Linked DNA regions of Homo sapiens: regions 1, 3 and 4 are each linked to region 2. The links are chromatin loops, found by intact Hi-C in ENCODE. Cell type or tissue: endothelial cell of umbilical vein. All regions are shown on one strand.

Region 1 (8,000 bases), 670 kb before region 2:
CTCATGACCTATTAAATAAGCAATAAGTCTTGCTTGTATCTCAATTATGTTTTTCAGTCCAAAAGAGATGGGACTACATCAAAATCAGTTTCTCTGGAAAAACATCACATGTAATCTTCAGTCTTCTAATGTTGACAACAGTTTATGAAGGATATGTGTTAGTATTCAGATAACTCTTAAGCTAGCTCATTGTTCTGCAGTTTTTACTGAATCCCTGTCTTTCACGTTTCCTAGCAACTGGCTCACACATGGAAGATGCAGGAGTAAAGCCATCAGGGATTTGCTCTGCATCTATCTCTTAAACAGCATCTGAGAAATGGTAGCCAGACTACATTGTTTCACTTCATAGTTTCCACTAAAAGCTTGCCTTTTATGTTTATTAGCTTCTAAAATAGGATTGCCATAAAAGATTAGCATTAAAAATTGAGTAGTGATGATAAAATATCAAAGTCAAATTATTGGAAATTTTTATCAGTAATATTTCTTGAATAGTCATTGCTATTTATGTATATCTAAAAATGTGATGGTTACTGTGATACAGAGATGAAATAAAACGTTTTATATTTGAGAATTAAAATCTTTATTACAATATTATTCCTCTTAAATGCATAAGTACTTTAGAATTGTAAAATAAGATGCATCTTCAGTTTTGTTTTCCTTAAAAGAAAAGAGAGCAATAAACTTTAAATATATTACATGTATATGTATGTATATGTAACTGTACTCATATCTGTCAATTTTAAATATTTAAGTCAGCAAATTGAAAAATGCTTTGTGAGCTAAGTGATAGATTTTATTTTGGTTAAGGAAAGGAAAATAACAAGGACACAGCCCCAGTTTTTCTGTGTGAGAAAATGGTAGTAATTTGATTGTGTCAATTTTAACACATTTGGAAAATAGAAGCTACAATATGAATTTGTGCTTTTCTGCCTTATATTTTCATTGCCATTTAATCTTTCTGTCTAATCTTGGTGGTCCCAAATGTAAACTATAATGACATACACCTGTTAATACTACTACTACTAAGAACATATATGTTAGTAAATATGAGTACTCCAAGCTTGTTGAGCTTTTTGGGTTATAAGAATCTTAAGTGATGTCTCTTTCATTTTTAACTGTCACGGCCATTTTCCATAATTAACCCTAGGAAGGGGATGAAAAGGAAGGAAAACAGTGACAGGGGAAAGTGGCAAAATAGAGCAAGAGAAAAATAGAAAGAAAGATGAAAATGAGTGAAAGAAAATGGCTATGAGCTGTAAAAGGTAGAGTGGTAGAATTCAGCCAACCTGCTATTGTCTTTCTCCCTGCCACCTCTGTGGTAGTAATATTCTGTTTTTCTCTTGCCCAGTATTGAGTTTGCATATCATGCTAGCATCTGTCAGGGGAGAAATGGTGTGATCCATGGAATATTCAGAATGAAAATAGAATAAGGGTAGAAAGCACAACGTAATCACTTGGGTCCTCATGTGTGTGCTCTCTTTAGAATATAGGCTGCTTAATCGCCCCTTTGTCCTCTCCTGCTTTGGACCCCCACCCATTCACAATATCAATTCAGGGCAAATGAAGGCACCTCCCTCACTCCTCTCTTCTACCCCTACATCAGGCATCGCTGAGCAAGGTCACAGGTACCAGGGGAGCTCAGTGGTGGTATTTTGGATAAAGCTGTAATCCCTGCTACAATTGCTGTTTCTCTCTCCTTTGTAAATCAGCTTTGGGGCAATGGTAGCATGCATCTTACTGAGATCTTAAGCATAATTGCAATCAAAGAAGAGGAACAAGGATGCCTGCAGAACATTCAGGCTCACCAAATCAGGATGTGTGAGCTATAAGGGCAGGATGGGTGAGCTATAAAAGCTTTTGATTTTACATCAGAAACAAAATAACTCAACTACCATCACCGTTTCATTTTTTTTTAAAAAGATAGTAGAATATAATCTTGAAATGAAGGACAATACTTTCAAACAAAGAATATTAGGCAACTTCATACTGACACACAAGAAAAAATAATAGGATGGTGAGTGGGACATATTTTTATTGCCCTGAATTGATGCTGTGGATGGGTGGGGGTCCAAAGCAGCAGAGGACAAAGGGGCTGGTAAGTAGCCTGTATTCTAAAGAGAGCACCCATGTGGGAAGAGAGGGGTCTTCCTCACATCCCAAACCAACCAATACAGATCAAGAAAATCATTGGTAAACATGAGAGGGACCTGCTTGACTGGGAGAGGCTAACATCCCATTGCCTAGCTAGACATGCACTTATGAGGCGTCCTTGCTAATCTGCCTCCTGTGTCTACTTAAGTAGGAACACTGGAGCATGATGGCAGCAGGGGAGTGGGGTGAACACGGAAGATGATGGGAGCAGAGCACTGGAGTGGCCTGAAAAACTATCATGTGGTAGGGCTACGATGTCACTTGGAGCCCATTTGAGATGAAGGAAAAAGCTTTAACCCAGATATAAGATTGAAGTTTTAAAGCAAATGGACTTACACAAATTGAGGAAAAGGATTTGAGAACTCTGCTATCTATGAGAAACTGTGGGCAGTTCTACAAAGCACTGCTGTGTGAAGTAAGTAGAGAAAAACACAGTCTTTCATGGTTGAACTCCGTGAAGTTAAGACTGTATAAGGAACAAGATAACTGTCTGCAAATCAGAGGAAACTTCTCTGTGGACCAGTACAGGCTCACAGATTGATTTTTAGGAAAGACCTAATCTGGTCCAAGCCTTCACTTTACAGGAGGAAAATCAGTGTTTGGCACACACTTCAGGGGGAGAGAGAGAGCTCCGTTGATGAAAAAAGGAGACTTGAACCTTGAAGCCTAGGTTTGAGAATCGAATACAATTGAGACTAATTTGAGTATGTGTTTGTGTGAGTTTGGAGGTTTGAAAAGCTCTGATTAGAGCTTTTGTTGTAGAGAGAGTTGGCATTGCTTAAAGTTTCTAAACTGTGATCATATAATGCATACATAAAGTATGGATATTAATATATTGAAGTGTCCCAAGCACAGCTGCCACTAGGGGGCAATGGAGGCCCCCCACAGTGTCACAACCACCTAGTCGTAGCCCTAGAACCAGGGTTGCAAGAAAATCCCTTTGCCTGCTTTTGCCCTGTTTCCTTCAGCACTGTTCAGCACTATGGGTGAATAGAGCACCCATTCCCCAGATTTTGTGCTTCCCTGGTGTGTGCTGAGATACTATCCCCAGAATACAGTACAGCCAGAAATCCAAGTGTGGGCACATCCTTCTTGTACTTTTGATAATGTTGTTAAGTAGAAGAACTCTTACTCAGAGGAGAATGCACTGCTGGAACATGTGTTAGAAGTTAAAGTCCACACTCCCCATGTAAAATATGTATTTATCTCTCATGTGAATGTTATTCATTCAATCATTGAGCATTTATTGAGTACTCTGTGTGCTTGGCCCTCTTCTGTCCTCAGGGATATTGTGAAGAGATAGAGACATTCCTGCTCTGTTAGAAGGAACTCACTTTCCAGTGGGAGGAAGATGAGAAATAAAGAAGTAAATAAATATGTGTAAGACTACTTTATATAATAAAAGGAACTAATATTTGATCGTTATGACTCCAGAATACATGGCCATAGGTGTTACTAGAGTAGACATAGAACAATAGAACTGTATATAAAAGGAAGGAGTCCTAGACTTGGAATAATATTTTCTCCTCACTGGCTTCCTGTTAAAAATTAGAGCTATAGTCCTATCAGAGAAAACTCCAGGAGAATAAAATTGTGATTTTGTGGCCAAAAAACCCAAGTGTGGATGCAACCATAAACCGATCACTAAGAACACATTTACATTATTTAGGAGCTTGATGTATTTTACAGTAATTTCTCATCTGTAAAATTTCCTGACAGCAGTGGCAATTTTCTTTTTGTTTACCCAAACCTTGATCCTCTTCTGGATCATGGGGATTAATTTCTTTACTGGGGATTCTCTCAACTAGAACATTAAAAGTCTGCTTCCCTACAGTGTATTCTTATGCAAGACTTTGTGGAAAAAAAGTTGTGCATATGGCGATGATATTTTTAGCCCTTTCCATGTCAGTCAAGCCTGAATCTTCTTTTAAGACCTAGTTTCAGTGTCATTGGTTGTGTGTGTCTTCTTCCCTGGCATTCTCCATAACCCAGCCAGAGCAAGACATCCATTTTTGATTATTCATTCACTCAGAAAATGAATACCTGTTACATGCCAGGCACCATTGGGGGCACTGAAGATTTGGCAGTGATGAATGAAAGGAAGCCTGCCTTAAAGTTTTATTTCTAGTGGGGAGGGGTGACCAAGGAACACATAAACATATGAAGGTGGTAATAAATGTTAACAGATAATGGTGATAAAAGGTAAAATTTAATGAGCAGATTGATAAAGGATGGTTGAGGATATTGAGGCAAGAGGGTTGCACCTTTTTATAGGTTGGTCCAGGAAAGTCAGAGAGGTGGCATGTATTCAAAAGACTAAAATACGTGAGGAGAGTGAGCCATGTGGCTATCTGAGTCTGTGTGGGTAAAGCAGAATTGGCATGGAGAGTTTCAGGGGGTAAGGGCAGAAGACCAGATTATGTAGGGACTGTGAGGATTTAGGCTTTTATTCAAGAATGAGAAGGGAAGCCACTGAAGGGTTATGAGTAGAGGACTGACACAGCAGACTTAGGTTTACAAAGGCTCATCTGGCTCCTGCGCTCAGAGTACATGGAGTGAGACAATGGTGGAATCTGGCCCCTTAAATTGGAGGCTGTTGGAATAATTTGGGAAAGAGATGCTGGTGGCCTAGGCCTAGGTGATTGCTATGGGGGTTGTGAGAGGAGGCGACGTATAGAGTTAACAATATTTACTGATGCATTGGATGGGGATATTAGAAGAAGAGGAATGAAAGATGACTCAAAGGTTTTTGACTTATATATGATAAAAATCTTAAGCTTTGGTCATAAGCTATGAATTTAACAACTTGGTTTCCTCTTTAGCAGCATTTTCCTCCCCCCCTTCCTTCCTTCCTTCCTTCCTTCCTTCCTTCCTTCCTCCCTCCCTCCCTTCTTCCCTCCCTCCCTCCCTCCTTCCTTTTCTCCCTCTCCTCCCCCTCCTCCTCCTTCCCCTCCTCCTCCTAGTCTTCTTCTTCTTCCTCTTTTTTTCATTCATTCTTTTTCTCTTTCTTTCTTTCCTTTGTTTTCTTTTTTCTTTCTTCTTTCTTTCTTTCGTTCATTCTTTCTTTCTTTTTCTCCTTCCTTCCTTCCTCTTTTTTTAAATATAAAAACAGGCAAGTTTCATGAAAGATAACTCACACAATAAGTAACATATCTGACTAATAGATATATGAAAAGATCTTTATTTTCCACCAGTTAAAGTAATATAAATTAAAACAATGCAATAATTTTTTTCAACAATTATGTTGTTGATGATTAGAATATTGATAATACCAATGTGCCAAAGTATGAAAAAATGATTACTCTTTTACACATTATTACTTGGTGGCAGCTTATATTGGTACAACATTTTAAAGTGGCAATTTAGCACTGTTAAAAATAAGACATTTACAAAACTTTCGGCCCAGCATTTTTGCATCTGGGAATCTATTTAAAAAAAACTGTCCCTACATATATGCAAAGATATGTACATCTAGAAGATTGTTCCTTGCAATATTGTTTGTAGTCGCGAAAAACTGGAAACCATCTAAACATTTATCAATAGGGGATTTACTAAGTTCAGACCAAGGCAAAGAATTAATAGTGATGATTTTCACGGGTAGAATTGGAGGGTCAGTGGGGGATTTCACTCTTTTTCTTGTGTGCCTTTATTTTAATGTTTTACTATATTAAACAGTACTTTTACAGTAAGAAAAATATTTCAAAAGTTATTTTTAGAAAAAGCCTCAAAATTATTTTGATAGAATAATAATACAAAATAAGCACTCACAAGTATATGACAGCATTATATTAAAAAGATTAAACTGTAGTAATAAAGGATAATCCCAGGAATCCGATGATGCTTTATTACAAGAAAATATATTTGTAATTTATCAAAAAGTGAAAAAAAATAAATTTGACCTTTGGCAGCTTTTCAAGTAACCTTTTGGTTTTAAGAAAAAACAGTGTATAAATGTATAAAGATCATGGTCTCAGGTACCTTCTACATGCTGTTGATTACTAAATTCATAGCTGTTTGAATATCTCAAAGGATGCAGTAGCTATTAATTGAGAAGGACTGTGAGAGAAACAGGTTATTGTTATTATTTTGGGGAAGGGAGTCAGGAGTTTGCTTTTGACACATTTCATTTGAGATGTCTTTTAGACATCCAGCTGAAGAAATTGAGTAGACAGTTGGTGAGCAAGTTTTCGGTTCAAGAGACAGGGCAAATTTGGAGATATGAATTTGGGAATCAGCAGTGTATAGATGTATCATGATTTTTATACATGTGTCAGTTGCAGCACTTACCTCATTATTTTGTCATTGTTTGTTGACATATTTGTCTGTCTACATTAAAATCCTTGGGGGCAGAGACCACATCTTGTTTGACATTTTAATATTTCATTCATGGCAATCTTGCCATGATGTGAAGCTATAGGTTTGTTTTCTTTGGATATGATTGACTGGAGCTATGATTAACTTAGGCTTTGTCCAGGGAAAGCCATTTTTCTTAAAACTAAAAGGTTATAGCTTAAAGGCAGCCAAAGGGGAAACCAGGTTGTTAAATTTATAGTTTATGATCAAAGCTTAAGATTTTTATTATCTCTAGGTATTTAAATCTTGCCCTCAATTGCTGATATCCTTGTGTCTCTAGGAAATAACATGCCTTTTGATGGCTCAACTCAGTACACAGTCATAATCTAGGCACAAATGGCAGCTTTAACCAAGACCAGGCTTGTTGCCTTCGAGGAAATAAACTTCATGCCAACTCAGACTGTTGGCAAGCACCATAGATATGCCTGAGATTTGTTCTCTTTGAAATTGGTCGGTTTGATCAGTGTGGTCTACAGACTGATTTCTGTCCATAAACACCCTCCCTCTTTTTTTTTTTGTCTGCTAAGATACATTTAAAAAATCTTTTTTTTTTTGGTCTGCTTAAATACAGGTTAAATACAGAAAAAGAGAGTAGGCATATAGAAAGTTTTATAGCAATCAGTCACCGTAATTTTATGTCTATTGAATTTAGTTTTCAAAATTGTATTTTGTGTGCCTTTTTTCATTTTTTTTCAGTAATTCATTTCGTTGTATTTAACAAAAGTATCAATCTGCAACAGATTGAACTTAAAAAACATTGGTCCTTCCTCCATAGTTTGAGAAACCATGCACTAGTTCATATCACGAAGCACCTCATAGATTGAGAGCTCAGATAAATCAGTGGCGACGAGGTGGGTGAACGTGTAGTAAACAGGCATGGATCAGTATCTCCAGAATATGTGTATGCTTTGAAAATAATTCTGCAATGGTCCAAATGTTTGTGTCCCTACTCCCCACCCCAATTCATATATTGAAATCCTAACCCCAAGGTTAGGCCCCATCTCCCGATGACCCCATCTCCTAATATAAATCCTCACCTGGAGGTTAGGATTTATATTAGGATATGGGGCCTTTGGGAGGTGATTAGGTCATGGTGGAACCCTCACAATTGGAACCAAGGCCTTTATTTTAAAAGCCTGAGAGAGATCTCTCCCCTCCCGTCATGTGAGGACACAGTGATGTGCTGCCTGAACCAAGACACAGGCCCTCACCGCACAGTGAATCTTCTGGAGCCTTGATCTTGGATTTCCCAGCCTCCAGAATGGTGAGAAATAAACATTTATTGTATATAAACCCCTAAGTTTATGGCACTATTATAGCAGCTGAAATGGACTAAGACAAATTCTTTACTCCATTTTTCGTATCATGACTTATTGAAGGAGGTATGATATGGTAGCATGAAAAGAGGTAAAGAACCACCCTACTGCAGAGAACAGAAAAGGTTTGGAGTTTGATTTTTGTTGATTAAGCTGCCTGTGATCTCAAGTCTGGCATTT
Region 2 (8,000 bases):
GCCTCCTTGCCTGGCCCTCTCACACCTGTTGCAGAAGGGCAAGAGATTGGAATGAATACAGAGACAAGTGGTACTTCTGCTAGGGAAAAAGAGCTCTCTCCCCCACCTGGCTTACCTTCTAAGATAGGCAGCATGTAAGTTTGGCCCAGCTACACTAACTTCTTTTCTTTTGGCTTTAAAAAAAAAAGTATGCATGTTGCTAATTTCTTATTTCTATTATTTAAAATTTATATAAATTTGATCTCTGGTTTTCGAAATAATTTGCTAGGTGTTGTCTCCCCTAAGGTATTGGAGAGTTGAAATAATTTAAGATGAGATGTCCTTTGTTGAATTGCTTTGTCTTGTCTCCAAGTTTTAGGATCATTCTTAAGGGTTATAATTTTTATAAAGGCTGACTTATGAATTACAGAAAATACATATATAGAAATACCTAAATTAAAGTTATACCTATAAAACCATTATATAACTATTATGTATAAACAGAAAGTTTAGACTCTTAAATTTGCTCTAAATTACCTATATCCTAGTTTTAAGAGTCCTGTCAGGATAGTAAATGTTTGCTGACTTTTAAAGAAAAAAGAAAATACCAATTACAAGTTTAATACATTTTGAGCTTTCCTAATTTTTTACCTTGAAGCATATTGCATATTCTGGGATGAGTGTATGCCCCAAAAATATTTTTATTGGTATTATTAAAGATTTGAAGGAGGAAATATTCTCTTTCCTATGATAATCTGAACAAAAAACCTTCTATTCAAAATAAATCTTGCATAGACTATTTTTAATTATTATCTTGAGGACAAAGAAAGATTTTCCCACATAGTCCTGTGTGTGTATGCGTATGTGTATGTGTGTGTGTACATATGTGTACCATGTGTGCATGTGTGTGTTTTGATAGTTATATTAATATTAGATTAGTCATTCACTGGTAAAGATTTTTAACGTTATTTTTCAAACTAATCCTCACATGTGATCTAGCAGATAATTTATGGAATGAATACATCTCTGCACTGAGGAATATTGCCCCCCCAAAAGTGGCACACACTATATGATCTGTAAATAATACAAAATAACAAACTTTCCAAACTTGAATAGCCATTTTTCATAATATTCTTCATTTTATGAGGACATTTCCATTGTTTTCCATTCAGTATCCCATCTGCTACCTTTTGTTCCAGAATTAATTTTAATGATGGCAGAACTTTCTTGCATGTGCTTGAGGTGGCCTATGTAATTAACTGTTGGATCTGCTGTTAGAGATTGCTAACCAGAATAGTTTATGGCTTCATTGCTTTTGTGATAAGATGAGAATAGAAGAAATGCTTTTGGTGAAGGTAGTGATGTAGAACTGAGGTCAGATTTTAGGAACTAAATGTGTTAGGTATTTAGTCTGTCAGATGAGTGAGACTTTTGGAACTTCAAGACTAAATCTGTGGCCTGGAATCCAGATTCAGGTAATCTATTTGTCTTTTTACATTTTAAAAATGTATCCTTTATGACAGGTTGTAAAAAATATCTTTTGGGCTCTGCCTCTAAATAACTTACTTTAAAGTTTTCATAAATTCACATGCTTATACTCATATATTTGTAATTCTTTATACATTGTGAGAGTTTGGTCACTCACTTGGTGCAGTAACTCTTATAAGCCATTACTGCGTAATTTTACTCAGGTGATGCTTATAATTTAAATGATGCAGGATTGCTAAAATGTGATTTCCTGATTAGAAAAAATCAAGCACACAAAATTTAATTACATTTAGTTTTTGCTTTTAAATAGGAATCATGCAAACCCATTCTGGAAGTGTTGCTGTCTAATTCCTTAGTGTTTTTTTTTTCCCAGACTTTTTTTTTTTTTTTTTTTTTTTTTTTGGCAGAGTCTTGCTCTGTTGCCCAGACTGGAGTGCAGTGATGTGATCTTGGCTCACTGCAGTCTCTGCCTCCTGGCTTCAAGCGATTCTCCTGCCTCAGCCTCCCAAGTAGCTGGGATTACAGGTGCCCGCCACCACACTCAGCTAATTTTGGTATTTTTAATAGAGACAGAGTTTCACCATGTTGTCCAGGCTGGTTTTGAACTCATGACCTCAAGTGATCCACCCACCTCAGCCTCCCAAAGTGTTGGGATTACAGGTGTGAGCCACCATGCCTGGCCCAGACTTTTTTTTTTTTTCAGTTAAAATTCATTACCACCATATACAAAAATTATTTTCTTGAATTTTTAATTACAAGCAGACATTTGGCATTTAAAATATTTAAGGCCAGAATACTTTTATTACTAAAATGTACATAGATACAAATTAAATACTAGCTAAGTAAAATAATTATGTATTTTTGTGTGTGTGATTACCTATAGAACTATTTTGTGATTGTGTCTCAATATTAATTCATTAAATCTCATTGTTTCTCATATTCTGATATTCTAATATTTTTGTTCTTACAAAACTATAAAGATAATTTTTCTTCATCTGAAATAATTACCAATGAAATTAAAACACATCTAAAATATTTGTTGTGGCTATTTGGCGGTATATCACTGATATTTATATTCAAAGATAGTAAGTTGTTACATATTTAATAAGATCACCAATTTAAAAATTATAGTTGCTGAGCTTCCATCAACTAAATATAACTCATGTAGTATTTTCCTATGTTAGTTTTATTTTTTGTTCTCAAGTAATAATCTTTCTGAGGTTCCAGTTATTAACCTATTACAAATTTTAGATTGACTATCTACCAAAGTTGTATGTGCAAATTTAGAATTAGGTAATTAAAGAATCTTCTTTTACTTTAGTTCCAGGCAGTCATCTCTATCAGAAAAAAAAATTCCAGAGCCTTCTCCTGTAACAAGGAGAAAGGCATATGAGAAAGCAGAAAAATCAAAGGCCAAGGAACAAAAGCAGTAAGTGACTAATGTTTTTTACCTGCTAGACTGTATTAAATGCCTGCTGCACTTAGATGCTAAAGATAATCATGAAATTATTTTCCAGATTTAGGCTGGTGCTGTGGTTATGACTATTTGACTAATCAAGACAGTCAAGTCAGCTTTTGGCTTGGCTCGGTGGTCTAATATTCTTGGTCATACATATACCTGTAAAGATATTTGAGCACTTGTCCCTGATCATGTCCACTTACTTACTTGCCAGTTATTTGTGTATATCATTTTAAGAGTTAATATATACTTGAGGTAAGGCTTATTAAGTCTATATTTCAGATAGTCTTCTATTAATAGAAAAATTTAGAATTAATTTTGACCGTCATTGCCATGTTAGCTAAAACTGATCTTGACCCTACCTCTTTAGAGTGGCTGACAGAAAAACTAATATTAATCATAGGGTGTGTTATTGTGCCATTTTCTTGTTGCTCTCTCATGTTTACATTGTTGGTATTATCCTCAATGTTTCTTCTGTGTGTTTTGTGAGGGTTAGTTTACTTAGCAGTACATAGTATAATCTGATTATCCACTTAACTGGGCGTTTACAAATTGCAACATGACAGCATGCAGAAGTTGATTGGATTAGAACCACTGTTACCCTGCCACCCCTCCCTCAGTTTACCTGTTCTGCATGTGACAGGCAGATCTCAGACATGTCCTTGAAAGCATTTATGCGAATTTACATTTAAATATTAGTGAAGTGAATTACTTTAATTTCTTTGACATAAAAATAAATGTGAATATATTTAAAAAGAAGTGTTCATTTATTTTCCGTGCCTAAATGGACAATTCTATACCATCCACTACCCTGTGCCAAGATGCACACTGTCTTTTTTGACCATGGGTTTAGCTGACTTGAATGTCATAGAAATTATCCTTTTTTTTTTTTTTTGAGACGGAGTCTCGCTCTGTTGCCCAGGCTGGAGTGCAGTGGCGCTATCTCGGCTCACTGCAAACTCCGCCTCCCGGGTTCACACCATTCTCCTGCCTCAGTCTCCCGAGTAGCTGGGACTACCGGCGCCCGCCACCACGCCCGGCTAATTTTTTTGTATTTTTAGTAGGGACGGGGTTTCACCATGTTAGCCAGGATGCTCTCAATCTCTGACCTCATGATCCGCCCGCCTCGGCCTCCCAAAGTGCTGGGATTACAGGCGTGAGCCACCGTGCCTGGCCGAAATTATCCTTCTTATCACCCTTGCTTCCTGTACTTAAAGATGTAGTTTGCCTGTGTCTACTGAATTAAATCTCTCAAGAATAATTGGGAAATGGGGATGGAGCACATAAATGATTTAAAAATAGATGAATGAACCAACTGAATAAGCAAACATCTCGTAAGCTCTCTGGGTCTCTTTCCTCATCTGTAAAGTGAGCAACTTTCTCTTGATTCTAAAATTGTATAATTTTAAATGTGGCTTGCTTTATTCTTATACTGACTTCTGATTTCAGCAGACAGAATCTTCTCTTTAGTGCCATCTTGTGGCCAATGTAACAAAATCCAGTGAAAAATTTTAAAAATTGTTCAGAATGCATTTTATCTTACAAAAAAGGAAGAAAGGAAAGAAGGAGTTCTCTAATAAAAAGCTTTTTTTTAAAAGAGCATGTTTCTTATAACTTTTCTAACAAATCATAACCAATTAAAGCCACCTACTTAATGTTCTTTTTTTCTTGTAGCTCAGATTCTGGAACTTCAGAGGCTAGTCTTTCACCTCCTTCTTCCCCACCAAGCCGGCCCCGTAATGAACTGAATGTTTTTAATCGTCTTACTGTTTCTCAGGGAAACACATCAGTTCAGCAGGATAAGTAAGTCATTATGGAAAAGAGCCCCAATTATTTATATAATATTCTGAACCTGTCAATACAGTCTGTAGAAAACATGTAGTCATCTCTGTGTAGGAGATGGAGCCTGACGTGTGAACTCTTGCCATATTTTATGCATCTTTCCAATGGGAAAGGAACCATGCAGCCAAAATTAGAGAAAATTATTTTCCTGCTGAACATTATTCCCTGTTGTAGATTTGTATTGGTATGCCTTCAGCACTTGTCTTGCCTTTTCTTTTACAAGTAAATTAGAACTGAAAAATCTTTGAGACCACTTGATGTTTAAATTTTTGGAGATTCTTCAGCTTCTGTGAGCCCACAAAAGCCTCTAATTTAGATAGCCTGAGTTGGAAAGAGGCAAATTACTTTACTTCTGGGGGATATAACAGTTTACAAAGACCATTGTTACAAGTGCAACACGTTTTTGTCATCTGATTGTTCTAGACAAGTTCACCACAAAATTTCAATAATTGTGTTCTTGGAATAAAAAATCACCTTTACGGATGGAGAGAGTAGGACTGGGAGTGGGTTGCAGGGGTGGAGAAGTTGGAGGGATGTGGAAAATGTAAATGTCATCAAATTTGAAATGACAAAGTATCCACACATTGAGCCAGAATCTCTCTTGCAAGAATGCCATACTAACAATACTGCCATAAGGTATTTATTAACTCTGACTTGTCTGCTTGGACTTGGAATGATAATGATTGTTTTCTGCTATTGCCTCCCTGTATAAATCAATAATCTCTAAAATTTATAGGATGCCATTTAAGATCTGTCTGTCTGGCATGTTTAGATCATTTTAAATGGCTCTATAAACTTAGAGAATCATACCGTAGTTTTTAAAGAATTATAAATATACTTAATTTATGGATAATTCTTTTATTTATGGATCCTTCATTAGATTTTAATATGGTTTAATTAGTAGAAGATATGTTCTTTACATTGATCTAGGTAGGTAAATATTTTCCTGTGTTATTAAACAAAATACTCTTTAACATTGTCAAATTATTTCTGTCATTAATTGAGAAAAGTTGAACATTAGGAATACTTTTGGGAAGTCAAGTTTCACTAGGTATACGAAGAGTTGCTAAATTTGTGTCTACCTTGCCTTCACAGTCAGAATATTTTCTGTCAATCTTTTGATAATCTTGACAACCTAATCACAGTTCCATATTTTTTACTGAAATACTTTATGAGCTACCAATAATTTGACTCTGTTGTCATCTCTATAAACTAAAATGTAGAATAACTGACTGCTCTACACTTTCAAAAACTTGACTACCCCTTTACATTACTTTCTCTGGGGCTCCTTTTTGAAGCAACCATATCCCACTAGCAAGACGCAGATCTCCCACATTGTTTCAGGTTACATTCTATGCTAACGCTCACCATATCCTCATTCTCCTCAAGCCTGTTGTACAGTCGAATAGATTTTCTTAATAACCAGACTCACTGCAGTCTTGGAGGCCTCAAGGTAGGGCTAACAGAAGTGACTTGTCCATTCTAAAAGCCCACTAAAGTACCCCAGCTGTTACTCAGATGCTCCCTAGTCAAAAGAACTCAGTGTTTTTGAGATAAGTTAAAGCCAAAAGTTATTAAATTTTGAGTGACTTGCTTTCTATGTGAAAACACAATCTATTTTGTGTAACTTCAACATTAGAGTCTATATCTAAAGTGATAATTATCAAGGTGAATAAAATTGATCAACAGTTATTGAAATGGGAAAATTTTTCCAGGACTAGTCAAATTAAATAGAGCAAACCTTGAAGTGCTATATCTCATGTACTTGATACTATTCTTCTGCAAGGCCTAAATTTTAGAAGTGAGGATAGATTTTGTATATCAGTATTAGAAAATTTTAGCCCCCAAAGTCTTGCTAGAAGACATAAATATCAAACTTTTTACGTAACTTAGCTATACTTTAAACATGCTAATATCCAGTGCAAGTAGAAAAGCAGGGCACTATGAAGGAAATGTTTGCTATATATCTGTTATTCATGCTGTTGATTTTGAGTCCAAAGTCAGTGTCCTTACCTGTTGACATCTGTATTCTTTCTCTCATAATTCTAACTCTTTCACTATAGGTCTGATGAAAGTGACTCCTCTCTCTCGGAGGTACACAGGTACTTTCTTTCCTGCCTTTCCTACATTCTGGAATTTCATTGATGTTCTAAAGTGCCTTCCTAGAAATTCTAAGCAAGTCTCATTTTTGTTGCATGCATCACTTGTTGTAAATCATATAAATGCACTAATATTTCTAAACATGATAATTTTAATACATTTTTGTGGTCATACCTTTTAGATAAAGTAGTGGTTTTTTTTGTATAATAGTTTAAAAATTGTGATACCTGTTTTCTGTCTGTAATCTGAATCTTTTCTTTAAAAGAAATCAAGTTTTATGAATATTGATGTCAAGAAGATTTCTTACTCTCAACAATTAGGTATTTCTAATGCCTCAAAGTGTGTGAGGTAGATAAGGTATTTTTTTCTTGTTGGTTTAGCAATTTTAAGTAAAAAGATTATATGATTAAAAATAAAAATATGCTAGAGAAAAAAAGGATACTATTATACCAAAAATTAAAAAGAATAGGAAATAAACACTAAGGAAGCATTTTTTAAAATAAATATTCTTAAGAATAGGTGCAGCTTTAAAAATAACTGTTATTTTTTTTCATTTTATGGATTTTTCTGGGGGTCCTTAACTTCTCTTTCTCTTTCTCTCTGTCTCATTCCCTTTCACCATTATCATTTTATGTCCTCCCTCTTTGCACTTGTTTTCCTTGTTTTATGGCCATTTTTGCTGATCATCAGCAGATCCTCCAGAAGGTAGGCAGGGGAAGGGAGAGGAAATTAATTTCATTTCCAGTATCAAAAGACCTTACAGGTTTGCATGGAACAAAAATAAGTGTTTATTTTTTTCTCTCCTTCAGATCAAGTCTGTTGTACAAATTTGCCATATTTAACCTTAAACTTGTTTAAAGTTGATTTTATATTTCAAAATGTGAATAGATTAATTCAAATAGAGAAATACCATGGCTGTATGTTTCTAATATCATTAAGTTTCTATTATCTTTGGTAGTTTATATAAAATATTAATCCTAATATTCTGAATATTTAAGAACATTTTAAAGTAATAAAACACTGTGTTTAATATTGAGATTTTTTTTCTCAAAAGACTGAATAATCAATGACATAAAAATACATAAGAATGAAAAAAGGGCATCCTGATCTCCTGGAAATAACTGTGCCATAC
Region 3 (8,000 bases), 370 kb before region 2:
CTTCAGGGCAGGAGGCTCCCCTCTGGTCCAGGGCAGGTCCAGAAATGCCATCCAAGAGCCAAGTCCTGGAATTGGGGACCCCAAGAGCCTACTTGGTATTCTACCCCCATGACTGTGCTGGTACCTAAGGTGCAAGACAAAGTCCCCTTTACTTTTCTCTCTGCTTTTTTCAAGTGAAAAGTCTTGTCCTATAGCCATCACAGCTGGAAATGTACTCAGGCCCACCTGATGCCACCAAGTATCAGAGTCTCACCCAAGGCCCTCAATGCAGTCCCTGGGCATCACTGATGGTTATTCAGGGCCCCAGGGCTCCTCAGTTAGCAGGTGATGAATCTTGCCAGGATTGGGTCCTTCCCTTCAAGGATATAGGTGTCCTTCTCACCCAAGGAGTGTCTAGAAATGTCATCTTGGAGCTAGGGCCTGGAAAGGGGGCATCATGACTCTGACCAGTGCCCTATCTTACTGTGGCTAATCTGGTATCCAGGATGTAAGATAAAGTCCTCCCCACTATTCCTTCTCCTCTCCTCAAGCAGAGGGAAGGGGTCTATTTTGGAGCTGCAAGCTGAGTGGTCTGGGTTACGGGAGGGGTGATTGCCACACTCCCTTAGCTGCCCCAGCTGGTGTCTCAATAGAACACGTGCCACCCCCAGTCCACGGTCTCTGGGCCTAGTTCAGCACTAGGACTCACCTAGGAGTTGCAGTTCTTGTGGCCTAGACTGCCTTTCAAATTTACTTAGAGCACCAGAGCACTTTAGCCCATAATAGGAGGGCTTATGCAAACTCAAGTATTGACCACTAGGATCAGCAATTCCCCTCTGGTTAGGGCTGGTTTAAATATTCCCTCCATGGGTAGGCATCAGCTGAGTTTGGTCCAATTTTGCTTTCTGTTATAACAAGATAGTGCTGAGTTCAATGCCTCAAAACTGCTGCACTGACTGTCCCTCTCCCCAGTACACAGAATCACTCTCCGCACCATGTCGCCACTCCCAGGGAATGGAGGAAGGGTGGCGTCAGTGACTCAAGACTGTTTTTCCTACCTGTTCAGTGCCTCTTTCAGTGATATAAAGTTAAAACCAGGTACTATGAGTGCTCTTATGCAGTTCTTAGGAAGGTGTTTTTTTGTGTGTAGATAGTTGTTAAATTGGTGCGCTTGCAGTGGGTGTCTTCTATTCAGCCATCTTGTTCCACCCCTCATCTACATCTTTCTAATATATAAGGATCCCTTAAATACCAAGAAAAAAAATGCCAAAACCCAAGGGGGCAAAAGATATAATAGAGAATTCACAGAAAAAGAATCGCAAATAGCCAATGAGCATTTTTAAAAGATGCTCAACTTCACACAGAGCGAAGCGCAAACTAAAACTTCTATCTATCCGTCCCCCTGTGAGATTCAGAAAAATTCCTAAGTTTGACCACAATCCCTGTTGGTGAGGCTGTGGAATAAAATGTACATTGCTATTGGTGCCAAATGGTGACACAAGGAACTTGGAAATATATATATATCAAAATTGAAATTCAGCAATATCCATCAAATACCAGCATATTTCTCCTTTAACTTAACAATGCCACTCCCAGAAATTACCCTGAAAATGAACCTCCACAAATAAGAAACATTGTACAAAATTGTTCACTTACAGTATTTGTAAGAAAAATATACTGGAAATAGCCCAAATGTCCATCAATAGGGCATTGACTGAAAAAACTACAGTTCATGCATGTAATGGACTACTAAATGGTCATAAGGATGAAGAAATACCTAGCACTAACACAGAGGAATCTATAGGAATATTTTATTAAATAAATAAATTCACTTAATTCTTTTATAAAATATTCTATATTACATTTAGAATGAGAAAGGCTGGAAACTAAGACTCATGGGTATTTACGTGTTTATATATTTTTAGGATTTATTTTTTTAAAAATGGACTGGAATGAGAAACCAGAAAGCAGAAAAAAAAAAAAATACTCATGTTGCAGAAGGAAATAGGGCAGGGAGGATAAGGATAGAAACCAGACTAGTATTTTACATATTCAAAAAATTAAATCATTAAAGGTTTCAAGGTATTCCATCAGACTAGATAACATGAAGGACTATGCTAGCATAGAATACCTAAAAGAGTACCAGATCGACATGAAACTTTGTCTGTAAAAAGACAGTACAGAATTAAAAGATCACTCAAACATGAAGTATTTGCTACACACAAGCCTACAAGCAGTCAGTATCCAGGACACATAAAATATACATAGGAGATATAGACATATTAAAGACACATTCCATAAAGAAAACCAAACTTCAGAAAAGGAACATGAGCAAATGACATTTCATAAATGAAACATTGATGGCCAATTAACCTAATTAGTAATCAGAGAAATATAAATTAGAACTACAATGAGCTATCAGATTACCAATAATGATAAAAGACTGAGATATTGTTGGTGAAAACATGTAACAACCAAGACTGTTATCCCTTGCTAAGAGGGGTACAACTGGAATAACCATTTAGGAAAATAATTTAGCATTACCTTGAAGATGCAAAGAAGTGCATATCATATGAACTAGCAATTCTACTCCTAGAAATATATCCTAGAGAAACTTTTTATACATGTGTGCAAGGAAAAATGTCAACAATACTCCAAGTAGCATTGTTCTTCATAGGAAAATATTCAAAACAACGTAAGCAAAATATTCAAAATAACCTAAATATCCATTGTTAGAAGATACATAAATTGTGATATATTCATACAGTAGAATGCTGTATAGCAGGAAAAATAATAAATGTACTAGAGCTACAAGTATCAAAGCAGATGAACTGTAAAATATAATATTGGGTGAAAAAAAAAAGCAAGTTGCAGAAAAATATATAGAGTTGGATCAATATATAGAAAGTTCAAAATAAAGCAGTTAAAAAGTCTGTGTTATAACAAAAAACAAATTCAAGGAAATAGTTACCTCTAGAGGGCAGGATATGAAATACAATTGAAGAAATCTTCAAAAGTATTATGTATTGTTTCTTAAGCTACCTAGGGAGTATGAGGGTTATCTGTTTTATTCTTATTTGCTAAACTGTACCTATACATTAATGTACTCATGTATATTTAATAAAATATAAAAGTAATTTTAACGAGTCAATTGCATTAGTAGTACTAAAATATCCATGATATATATTTGTTGGCAAACATCTAAAAAATCACTTCAAATTTAACTGATTTCTATTTAATTGTTAGTTTTTAAAATAGAGTAAAATTAACTTATACAGTTATACTGACAGATTTTCTTAGTAGATATTCGCTTGCTTTTTAAAGAATATATTCCTCCTTCTTCCATCAGAATCTAGGAGAAAACCAAAATGTTAACAATTCCTAAGTATACATAATAATATTCACTTATATCTACCTTATTTACACTACCAATTCATTTTATAGTACTTTTCTTTTACATTACTTCAGTTCAACATGGTTTATTTTTAAACCACAAAGAAAAATTAGCCTGTGGTAAACAATAAAATGAAATTTAAATTCGTTAAAAAACAACAAGCAACAGAATAGACACTTGCCAAGAAATGAATTACTGAGAAAAAGGAAAAGCTTCAGGTAATCATAGTAAATGCAGCTGAAGAAAGACAAACATATTAAGGCAATTTGGAAATTTGTTATTCTTTATTTAATTTCCTAAGTTAGATCATCAGTCGTTTATTATCAGGTTTTTTAAATAATAAAAGCTCTTAGAGGTATAACTTTCTACAGAACACACTATTGGTTTTGGTTTCCATCACTTTCTATGTAATTTGTACTTTATTTTCATTTCCTTTCTCTAACAAAGCAAACGAACCCTGAGTGTTTCTTTATTTCCAGGATGTTAAGGGAAGTTAAGTATCTCTTTTTAGTTGATTTCAATTTTATCAAATTTTGATTAGAGAATGTACCCATGAATCTCTCCTTAAATAAATGTCTTAGATTTTCTTTATGGCTTACTATATGAATTATGTTTGCATACATATCATGGGCTTATAAAAATTTTTTTCTATACATTCTCTGTTGGTAGGATATAGAATTTTAGATATATAAAATAAAGGAGAAATTGTCTAGCTGCTTCCCAAACCTGACTCCCTTTTTCTTGGACATACAGCTAGACTGTATTTCCCGGCCTCCCTTGGAATTGGTTTAGACATGTTACGTAAGTTCTGGTCATAGGCAGAAGTAACGTAAACTACTGCCGGTCCTGGTCCATAAAAATCTTCCCCACAATCCTCCACTTCCTTTTCCTTTCTTCTCTCTGGTAACAATAAACTGGGAGCCACCAGTTTAGGGCCTGAATAACTACATGGAGCAGAGCCCCTTCCCTAACCCCTCTATCTTATCATTTAAAAATCTTTTCTCTTCAAGTCATGACACATTCAAGCCCCAAACTTGCAAGAAGAACACAAAACTTTCAAGAAAGCTATGTAGACCCCACGGCAGGCCTGCACTCCAATACCTACTTCAGATCTGTTTGAGAAGGACAGCAAAGATCTTCCTAAAGGACAAGACACTAAGTTATTCACAAATGTCCTCCATCCTCCAGGATGGCAAGCCTTGCTATGGATCAGAAAATCTGCATCTCCTATTTTTCTCTTTTCCGAATGGGCTTTTTATTGCATTTATATGGTCTTTGCTCCAATAGTATATATGTTTTCTTAATGTATGTATTTTGCTATCTGTTTGCTTTCAACCTTTATTATATTCTAGATACGTTGCTTATAACCTATATTGATTTTTTCTTAATAATTTGATATTCTTTGAATCTTGAAAAGAATTCATATTCAATATATTAATTCATATTCAATATGTTAATTGCTATCATATTCAATATGTTAATTGCTAAGTGGGTTTCATTTTTAACACTGTATATAGAATTGCTATTTCATTTCTTCCCATCTTGATCCGGTTTCCTAGTGTGACATCATCACTCTTGAATTTTGTTCTTCCACGTCTCCACTTCTCTGGTGAATACGTTCCCATGTTAACAATTGTATTTTAACTTTATTCCTCTACTAAACCTTTAAAATTAAATAATTATACTCCTCTAATACTTTGTTCTTTCCTATTCTCTCCCACTCCCATCAAAGGCTCTTGAGAACACCACATGTCCCCATCCAAGAGGCTTGTTCTGTTTGCTTGTTTTAGCCCGTATGTCTCTTCATCAATTCTTCCTCAGCAGAATCTACCTGTTTTAATTTTACCTAACCTGTGGGCAGGTGCAACCCAGCCCTCTTTCTACTCCTACCCCTTCATTCCATCCCATTGGTGACTCTTGCCTTGGCCCCTCTGGTAGAACGTAATTTTAGTCAGGGTTCCACTGCACCTTTGGCCATGGCCAGGCATCACAATTTAAAGTCCCCATACCTGCTCTACCCAAGGAACTCCTCATAGCACCTGATTCCCTTTGGGCTACATCAATAGGCTTTTTTCTTTTTTGACTAGTTCTAGCTATATTCAAGCTGCCAGCTTTCTAGACATAGGTGTGGTCAAACAGAATTTGTTTTTGAAGTATTAAATTCTGTTGATAATTCATCTTTTGGGAGGATACATCTATATTATTCATATTTGGGGAAATATGAATTATTTAAAGGAATAACAGGACAGCTTCCATCACTACTGACCACATTTTCCTCCTTTTTCTTTCCTACGACACTAGTACTCCTCAAACCTCTCTAGTAGCTCATTCTCAGCCCCCTTTTCTGGTTCCTCTTCTACTTCATACCCTCCAACCTGAAATGTGCCTTCTCAGGAATTTGACAATTTTTGTTCTTATTCTATACACTTTCTCTCGAGAATCATATACTTGGATGTAGTCAATTATCTGCTATTCATAAAGGCTGAAACATCTCTTCTCACCTCAAGCCCTGTATATATAATTGCCTACTATACATCTCCACATAGATCACAGGTTTTTCAGAAGATCCTCACTTGAGCTCAGTGGGTCAAACTTACCTCTCTCAGAAATTGCTCCTCCTCTGAATCAGAGTGATGCTAGGTATTGTTTTTAAAAAGTATATCACAAAATGTATAATGCCAAACACAATCATTTCTCTCTTGTGTAATAATCTAAAGTGAGTGTTTCTGGTAAGCAGGCAATTTTCCTCCATGTAGTGATTCAGAGACCCAGTCCTTTCCATCTTGTGGCTCCATTATCCCTTGGGGCCTCACTACCATCTAGCCATCAAAGAAAGACAGCATGGAAAAATAATTCCCTTTTCTTATAAGCCTTAACCTAAAATGATGCACATCACTTCTCCGAACATTTCATTAGTGAGATCTAGCCATATGGCCACATGTACATGGATGGATGGTTAGGAAACATGTTCCTTGGCTGGGAAGCCATTTCATGGTGGCAGCTCTATTCTATTAAAAAGGGTACATTCTACAAAAAAAACGGTACATGGATTTTGATGGACAGTTAACCTTTTTCCTGCCACCTCCTCCTATGGTTTCAATCTTGTTCAGTAGCACAATCCCATCAACTACCCATTTACTCAAATCATAAATAAATCTAGGTCTTTCTCAATTTCTTCCTTCTCCCTTAACTAATCACCAATCACCAAGTACTATCAATTCTAGATCTAAATCTTCTCTTCTCTCATTTCATCCTTACTGCTATTGTAAAACTTCAAGCTCTCATTATTTCTTCCCCTAACTTGAGCTGTTCCACTTATCAAATCCCTCCTCATTGTTGCTAGAATCAACTTTTTTATTACGATGTCATCATATTCCTCTGCTAAAATTTGTTTAGTGGATCTCTGTTTAATGATCAATAATTAAACTGTTATATATCATACAAGGCCATTCATGACCTACCTTTTTGTATTGTCCAGAATTACCTAGGCCACTCCTGCACCCTTTATCATTAGTATTATAAATTGTAGCTATAACAATAACTAGAATGAAACAAGGTACTTGAAATTTCTAAAACAGGCTGTACTCTGACATCTTAGTATATCTATGTTGCTCTTTCTTCCCAATTTGACCATTTGGTAAACAACTTATTGATACTGTGCTCAAAAGTTACCTCCTCCATCACATCTTCCTCCTGTTTACAGATGAAACTTAGAAGTATCTGTTACTAATAACCCAAAACAAACTTTAATTCAAGCAATTTATCTAAATGCATTATATTTTTGTCTCTTTCTGACTAGCCACTAGATGAAGACTTCTTAAAGACAGGTTCCATGTCCTTTCATCTCTGTACCTTGCAGAGTCTAGTGCATAACAGAATATAATCTTGAGAACAAAGCACCATTTTATCCCCAGTGTCTAGCATACAGGAAACATTCAATAAGTGTCTTTATATGAATTCATAATATGTACTCAATAAACATTTATTGAAGAAAAAAGGGAAAACAGTATAGCTGAAAATATCAAGTCAGATAAGACAGACAGTTTGAATCTTGGCTTGAGAGTGTGACCTCAAACAAGTTATCTAATCTCTTTACATTTCAGTCTCTTTTGCTGTGAAGACTTTAGCAACTCAGGCTCCTGTAGATTAGAAATAAACTACATAAACTTCCTAGCACTGTTGTAAAAATTACACCCTTATGATGGCAAGGGATTATAACATTACATAAGCAGTGTTTATAGATATTTCAATAGTATGGCAAATATAAAATTATGTAGCACATTGAAACCTAAAGCATTTTCATGTTGAAAGATGATATGGTTTGGATCTTTGGGTACCCCCCGGCAAATCTCATGTTGAATTATAATCCCCAGTGTTGGAGATGGGGCCTGGTGGCAGGTGACTGAATCATGGGAAGTAGTTTCTCCTGAATGGTTTCGCACCATCCCCCTTGGTACTGCCCTTACAATAGTGAAGTTTGCTGTCATGAGATCTGGTTGGTTAAAAGTGTGTGGCACTCCCACCTCACTCTCTCTTGCTCCTGTCTTTGCTGTTTGAGATGCCACACACCTGCTTCACCTTCCACCATAATTCTAATTTCCTGAGGCTTCCCCAGAAGCCAATTCTT
Region 4 (8,000 bases), 450 kb before region 2:
ATAAGCAGATAATTCAGTAGAGAAGACAATAAAGGATAAAATAAGCATCATTAGGGAACCAACTGAGATAAAATGGCATGAACTTTTAATACAGCCCAACAGCATGGTTTCATAACACTGCTCAGTTTCTGAGAAGTGGTTGTTGAAAGAAGTTAATAAGCCACACCGGGTTGGGAACTCAAATGGTGAAAAATGGCAGACAAAAATAGAGGAAGAATGGATTCTAGAGGCTAGTGAAGACAGTATATACTTCATTTTATTGTGTTTGCCATCATTGCACTTCACAGACATTGCATTTTGTTTTACAAACCGAAGGTTTCTGGCAGCCCTGCATCAAGCCAGTCTATTGTCACCATATTTCCAATAGTATGTGCTCATTTAGTGTCTTTATGTCACATTTTGGTAATTCTCACATTATTTCAGACTTTTTCATTATCATATCTGCTATGATGATCAGTGATCTTTAATGTTACTATTGTAATTGTTGTCGGGCATCACAAACTGCACCCGTATAAGACGTCAAACTTAATTATAAATGTTGTGTGTGTTCTGACCACTCCACCAACCAGCTGTTTCCTTCTTTGTCTCCCTCTCCTGGAGCCTCTCTATTCCCTAAGACACTACAGTTAATAACTCTACAATGGCCTCTAAATGTTCAAGTGATAGGAATAGTAGCACGACTCTCACTTTAAATCAAAAGCTAGAAATAATTGAGCTTAATGAGGAAGGCATATTGAAAGCTGAGATAGGCTGAAAGCTAGGCCTCTTGCACCAAATAGCCAAATTGTGACTACAAAAGAAAATTCTTAAAGGATATTAAAAGTGCCACTCCAGTGAACACACAAATGATAAGAAAGTGAAACAGCCTTATTGCCGATATGAAGAAAGTTTGAGTGGTCTGGATAGACGATCAAACCAGCCACAACATTCCCTTAAGCACAAGCCTAATCCAGAATAAGTCTCTAATTCCATTTAATTCTATGAAGGCTGAGAGAGGTGAGGAAGCTGTAGAAGAAAAGTTTGAGGCTAGCAGAGGTTGGTTCATGAGGTTTAAGGAAAGAAGCTGTTTTCACTTCACACCTTGTTGCAAGGTGAGGCAGCAAGTGCTGATGGAGAAGCTGCGTCAAGTTATCCAGAACATCTACCTAAGATAACTAATAAAGGTGATGTATTAGTCTGGTCTCACACTGCTATAAATAACTGCCTGAGACTGGGTAGTTTATAAAGGAAAGAGATTTAATTGACTCACAGTTCTGCAGGGCTGGGGAAGCCTCAGAAAACTTACAATCATGGAGGAAGGGGAAGCAAACATGTCCTCTTCACATGGCGACAGGAAGGAGAAGTGCCAAGTAAAAAGGGGAAAAGCCCATTATAAAACCTTCAGATCTCATGAGAACTCACTCACAATCATGAGAACAGCATGAGGGTAACCACCCCCGTGATTCAATTACCTCCCACTGGGTTTCTCCCACAACGTGGAGACTATGGGAACTACAATTCAAAATGAGATTTGGGTGAAGACACAGCTAAACCATATCAGGTGGCTATACTAAACAACAGATTTTTCAATGTAGATGAAACTGCCTTCTGTTGGAAGAAGATACCATCCAGGACTCTCATAGCTAGAGAGGAGAAGTCAATGTCTAGCTTCAAAGGACAGGCTGGGTCTCTTGTTAGGAGATAATGCAGCTGGTGACTTTTAAGTTGAAGCCAATGCTCATTTGCCGCTCCAAAAATCCTAGAGCCCTTAAGAAGGGCTAAATCTATTCAGCCTGTGCTCTAAAACGAAACAAAAAAACCTGGACGACAGCACTTATATTTACAGCATAGTTTGGAGAATATTTTAAGCCACTATGGAGACCTACTGCTCAGGAAAAGAAAAAAAAGATTCCTTTCAAAATATTACTGCTGATTGACAATGACACTGGTCACTCAAGGGCTCTGATGGAGATGTACAAGATGAATGTTGTTTTCATACCTGCTAACACAGCATCCATTCTGCAGCCCATGGATCAAGGAGTCACTTCAACTTTCAAGTCTTATTATTTAAAAAATGCATTTCATAAGGCCATAGCTGCCATAGATAGTGATTTCTCAGATGGATCTGGGCCAAGTAAAGTGAAAATCTTCTGGAAAGGATTCACTATTCTGGATGCTATTAAAAACATTCGTGATTCATGGGAGGAGGTCAAAATACCAAATGAACAGTTTGGAAGTTTGCAAGAAGTTGTTCCAACCTTTATGGATGACTTTAAAGGGCTGAAGACTTTAGGGGAGAAAGTAACTTCAGATATAGTGGAAAACAGCAAGAGAACTATTGTAGAAGCGAAGCCTAAAGATGTGACTGAATTGCTGCAATCTCATGATAAAACTTGAACGGATAAGGAGTTGTTTCTTAAGGAGGAACAAAGAAAGTAGTTTCTGAGATGGAATCTACTCCTGGTGAAAGTGCTATGAACATTGTTGAAATGATATCAAAGGATTTACAGTATCACACGAACTTAGTTGACAAAGCAGTAGCAGAGTTTGAGAGGATTGACTCCAATTTTGAAAGAAGTTATCTGGGTAAAATGCATGCTACAGAGAAATATTTAGTGAAGGGAAAAGTCAGTCAATTTTGCAAACTTCCCAGTTGTCTTATTTTGAGAAATTGCCACAGCCACCCCAGCCTTCAGCAACTACTACCCTAATCAGTCAGCAGCCCTCAACATTGAGGCAAGACCCTCCACCAAAAAGATGATGACTTGTGAAAGGTGCAGATGATCGTTAGCATTTTTTATCAAAATATTTTAAAATTAAGGTTTGTACATTTTTAGACAATGTTATTGAACACTTAATAGACTGCACTTTCATGGGAACATAACTTTTATATGTAGTGGGAAACCAAAAAATCCGTGTGACCCACTTTATTGCAGTGGTCTGGAACTGACCTCGCAATATCTCCAAGCTATGCCTGTATTGGCGTGGTCTAAGCTGAGCAGTGAGGTAAACGAATACTGAAAGGATAATCCAAAGGCAGATCTGGGTGTAGCACAGATGATCAGAAATGAGGAGATAAACAAAGTGGTGGTTGTGATCAGAAAAGGAAGGCTCAAAGTCTGAAGTAAAATAGTTCCAAATCAAGGAAACTATAAAGTGCTGTCTCTGTAGTGTTGGAGATTAAATAAGGAACTATGAGGCCAATGCATTATACGGAGCACAGAAAACCACACACTGCGTGTTTTCACATATAATTGGGAGCTGAACAATGAGAACACATGGACACAGAGAAGGAAACAATGCACACTAGGGCCTGTGGGGGCTGGGAGGAGGGAGAGCATCAGGATAAATAGCTAATGCACATGGGGCTTAATACCTAGGTGATGGGTTGATAGGCACAGCAAACCACTACAGCACGCATTTACCTATGTAACAAACCTGCACATCCTGTGCATGTGTCCTGGAACTTAAATAAAATAATTTTTTTAAATGAGGCCAATGAATTAAAAATAAATGAATGTGGCAGGGGATGAGAGGAGGTAGACTGAGCAGGCACCCAAATCATCAAGACAGGTGGAATGTTATGATGAGTTCATAAATATGGTAACAATAGGGCTTGGATGACAAGGTTCAAAGATAGAGGTTGAAGGAGACAGAACAATACTCTAAATTGACAATAGGGGATAGGAATGTTTTTGAGTCTGGTAATATCTTCAGGGGCAATTAAGGTAAAGAACTGGAAGTTCAACTTCAGAATGGATCTAAACTGTAGGACCCTTTGCTTTACTATGGATTAAGAAGGCAAGGTCATCAGGGAGTGACTGGTAGAGAAGCAAGGACACGGAGCAGAAAGGGAGAGGGCTATTTGGAATCAGATAGAATCATTTGTTTCCCTCATCCACCCCATCACCCTTTACAGGTTACTCTTCTAATCCTTAAAATAGTCTACAAAGTATTATCCCCATTTTATCAGATGAAAAGTATCTGGCTCTGAAATTTGAATCTTGTCATGATTGCAAATGCCATGGTCTTTTCACTGCCACATACTGACTCTCAGTGGTACTGAAGTGTTACTGCAGCTTCCAGGGACTAATTAGAAATCATGTCTAATTTATGTGAAATGGTTATAAAACACGGTGTCTTTGTTTTGCTCTTGAATTATACTTGGCTGTAAAATTGCTATACAAGCTCGCATATCTAATACTGTATATTTAGTTCTTATTTTTTAAGAAAAACATTTTGGACTCTTAAGACATTAAGGAATTTCCAAATACATAAATATGATCATATTGAATTTCTGCAACTGTAGTCAAAAACATTAAGTTAATACTTATATTGCATTATTTTTCAGGTGTGAAAATGAAACCAAGTTCAAAACAGAAGATATATTTTGGGCTTACAATTTCTGCCCTACTCCATACTCCTGGACTGCACTTCTGGGCCTTATTTTATATCTTGTCTTCTTTGCACCTGGTAAACAAAGACTTTGTTATACTGTTGCATTAATTGAATTGCCTCTTTTTGGAGTAGATAAACTATAATTTTTCAAATTTCTTACATGCTATTTTACTAAAGTTTTTAATGTTTTATTTCTCAGGAATGGGACCAATGCCTTGGACTGTGAATTCTGAAATATATCCCCTTTGGGCAAGAAGTACAGGAAATGCATGTTCATCTGGAATAAACTGGATTTTCAATGTCCTGGTTTCACTAACATTTTTACACACAGCAGAGTATCTTACATACTATGGTAAGATAATATTTTTTCTAACATAGTTTTGTTTTTATTTTTATCACTATTTTTAGATACACTATAATATCATTTGTGATTGAGACTATGTGGTTATATTTTGCTGTTATAAGTATCTCCATGTGGCTTTCTTGTCCTCCAAAGGCATCGGAAATGTGTCTGGGAAAGAAGAGAGGGATTCTCCTATCCTAAACAGCACTGCTTCTTGTTCCACAGTGCTTAGGGCTGTCACCCAACCCCTCTCCCAACTCAGACATCTCCCAGCTATCTCCCCAGGTGGAAGTCTTTACACCATAGCTTTTAGTTTCACAGAAACAAACAAAAAAAAAAAACAGAAAATGGTAAAAAGATGTAGGCAGGGAGTCTAGGGCCAATGAGATGTCCTGTGACAGGCATAGCGTCCAGTCCAAGAGCAGAATCTGCGTAGGGCTGAAAGTAGCTTCCTCAAATGCTTAACAGTATGCTGTGCTGTGGCCATACCTTCCACTGTATCACCTGTGCTGCTCAGGCCAGTGCTTGTGCATTTCAGTGTCCTCTGAGACCAGTACTTACCACTTGCAAAAGTGTAAACATGACGGAAGTATTCAAATGCAAATGTATGGAGGCCATAATTCAAAATGAAAAACAATAGTGCTTAGTGGCTGAGTCAGGAAAAGACTTTGCTTTTTAGAAAAAAGATTTCTGCATTGTTCACATGACTTTATAGGTTGCAATAGGATTATTCATGATGAAGTATGAGGTTTCATTCTAATATCCTCATAAGTCCATGTGGTAGAGACGGAATGCCTGCTGCTTAGACCATTCTCCCAGAAGAGCTTCTCTCATCTCCCCGCAATCTCTTTACTCTGTGCTCTGGCCACTTATCATTTCTCTTTGCAAGAACAGGTTTGTCTGCCCTTAGCTCTCTCTAGTAGACTATAAATCCCTGGAGGGCCAGGACTGTGCCTTGTTCATTGTTACATTCCCAGTTCCTGCCAAGGCATCCTGTTCACCTGATAAGCACCAAAAAGTGTTTGTCAAATGAATAAATACATGGATAAATTTTGCAGATGAATGGTGAATATGATGAAACATTATAAAAATCTATTCCCCATCTCTTCTGACCATGCTGAACTGGTATTTGCTTTTAGTTAATGGTATTTATCTAATGCTTTTATTATCTTCATAAAACTCTTCTCTCTCCTAATCACCACTTAAGACATTTGAAATATTTATTTTCTTGGAAAGGAAATGCACTGGCATTTTAAACTGGATATATATTTAGTATATTCAGCTGGATCCCATTTGGCAATTAAAATTTTTCGATAAATTCATAAACTTATCTTCATGACATAATAAATACGAGCACAATAAATATTTCCTCGTATTTACTGATTCTAGAGAACACTTAAATATTTGAAGACCTAAGTATATGCTCGCATCCTGAGAAAGCATTTTTCATAGAAAGGCATAGACCAAATAATAAAAGTTTACATGATTATACTTTTGACAGCAAAGCTCCTCTTTCTTGAATTTATCCTGCCAGAAAACCAGAGAAAAATGAGGCAACAGTAATGAAATTTAAATAGGGCATAAGCAGAATTCTTTCAAAAATAAACAGTTAAAAGTGTGTTGCTTTGCATTAAGCTTCTCTCATGTCAGAGCACTGGTCCATTTGGTCTACTACTCTCTAGTAGTAGAAAAATAGTTCATTCAGGCTAGTTTTTCTCCCTTTTTGTGTCTCATTTTAATCCACATGTTACTGGTTTATGTAAGCTATGCATTTATATTCCTCATTTAATAAATATACATCCTAATCGTGTATTCCTCTGGAAATAGTTATGTCTTCTTTGTTGCCTCCTTTTTTATTGTTTCATAAGATCTCAAAATTTGATTCCTTCCTCAACCATATTGCTTACACAGGTCTGCCTTGTGCCCCCATTCAATAATGTTTATTACTAAAAAGTATCATTGCTATATCACCAATATGCCATTTTATATACAGCACATGTGGCTAAAGAGATCCCTTGGGGGGCATTATGTCAAAGCTTCTCTCTTGAGGTAGTCAATTTGTGTAATTCAATTAAATAGTTGTTTTAATCTGGAACTTAATGTAGGGCTCTAATAAGATTTAAATCCTTAGAAGAATAAAGGTGAGGAATATCTAACTGTTCAATAGTCCTGATGGACTCGTTACAGACATTTTTTCTTGCCATTTTCACTCCAAGGGAGGAATAAATGAGAAACTGAGATAGTGACTGATTTGACCATGACATGGACCAGGTCACAGCCTCCCAGGTCTGCCCACACTCCTCCACGACTTAGCCACAGGTCTAACCATTGGAACCCACACTGAGTAGGCAGTTTTGGCATTTGCGTGCTTTGGATTCCTCAGATTTTGTAAAACGGTCTTGTATTTTAATAGCAATTCCTTGATATTATTCAGCTTTGGGAATCCAGGTCACAAGAAAGAATCTGTAATCAACTTCAGGAATCTTCCTAACCCAACAAATGTTTTTTAACTATAGGAGTGAGTTTAGCGCTGACAGATTTGATTTGTTACTTCTAATTATGCTACTGTTCCCAAATTGTGAAAGATAATGATGAAGATAAAATATACTATTATATTTAAAAGTCAAACTGGGTTTGCTGTTACAGATTTTGTAGTTTAGAAGCCTAGTTTAATCTAAAATGTTTTACCATCTGTACTTATTTTTTCTTTATCTTCATCATAATTACTATCCCGTCTTTGTCCCTCCCTGCTAAAGATTCCATTTCTCTTCCTACCTCCACAGTCTTGCATATCTGTACTCAGAACACAGGACTTCATCTCCTTTCATTTTTTTTTTGTCAAAATTCCCCCATTCTCCAAGAGCTAGCTTATCAGTATCACCCTTTTTGTAAAAACATCCCAATTAATTAGTCACACTAATCTTATTCTGTATCTTAATAGCAACTCTTCCTTTCCTGGTCATTTAGTAGAATTTAACAATCTGGGCATCACTTTTTTGAGCAACTGATATTCAGAATTCTAATGGGCATGATAACATACATTATTTCTATTCTTTACAGTTGGGCAAAGCTAGAATTATTTTCCCCATTACACAGATCAAGTCTCTCTCTCAACCATCTCTTAACTATATCTCCTATACATGCCCCTGATTTTGGCTGTAAGATTTACAGAATCATAAACTGCCAACACTTAAGTAGGAGCTGAGAAGCCCCCTTATTTTACTTAATGAGGCAACAGAGGCCCAGAGAAGAGGTTAAATGACTATCCAGAAGTCACATG

What was found. Peaks named below come from ENCODE experiments on the same cell type or tissue, not always from the same donor. Only the 100,000 strongest peaks of a DNase experiment are listed, where the experiment ranks them.
Region 1: it touches region 2 in a loop (11-fold over the local background); 6 of 110 quality-filtered maps call a loop at or near these places.
Region 3: it touches region 2 in a loop (19-fold over the local background); 45 of 110 quality-filtered maps call a loop at or near these places.
Region 4: it touches region 2 in a loop (2.9-fold over the local background); 2 of 110 quality-filtered maps call a loop at or near these places.

What each region holds. Positions count from the first base shown.
Region 1 is chr12:39,985,721-39,993,720 of GRCh38, reverse strand. The region is part of intron 3 of SLC2A13 (solute carrier family 2 member 13); the gene reads left to right. Among named protein-coding and RNA genes, the nearest start is that of SLC2A13, 120 kb to the left of the region's middle. In endothelial cell of umbilical vein, a CTCF peak has its summit at 3,013 (motif pointing right); a DNase peak (open chromatin) is centred at 3,060.
Region 2 is chr12:39,314,802-39,322,801 of GRCh38, reverse strand. It overlaps KIF21A (kinesin family member 21A), which reads left to right. Exons shown (of 38, transcript NM_001173464.2): 27 at 1-134; 28 at 2,789-2,896; 29 at 4,601-4,729; 30 at 6,832-6,870; 31 at 7,562-7,573. It overlaps LOC101927019 (a long non-coding RNA gene), which reads right to left and starts at 6,870. Exons shown (of 3, transcript XR_007063276.1): 1 at 6,782-6,870. In endothelial cell of umbilical vein, a CTCF peak has its summit at 4,401 (motif pointing left); no DNase peak of the experiment used is centred here.
Region 3 is chr12:39,687,380-39,695,379 of GRCh38, reverse strand. REDIC1 (regulator of DNA class I crossover intermediates 1) reads right to left here. Exons shown (of 13, transcript NM_001031748.4): 11 at 3,268-3,331. Among named protein-coding and RNA genes, the nearest start is that of REDIC1, 65 kb to the right of the region's middle. In endothelial cell of umbilical vein, no CTCF peak of the experiment used is centred here; no DNase peak of the experiment used is centred here.
Region 4 is chr12:39,761,189-39,769,188 of GRCh38, reverse strand. SLC2A13 (solute carrier family 2 member 13) reads left to right here. Exons shown (of 10, transcript NM_052885.4): 8 at 4,331-4,452; 9 at 4,577-4,729. It also overlaps a transcript of REDIC1 not described here. Among named protein-coding and RNA genes, the nearest start is that of REDIC1, 140 kb to the right of the region's middle. In endothelial cell of umbilical vein, a CTCF peak has its summit at 4,042; a DNase peak (open chromatin) is centred at 3,988.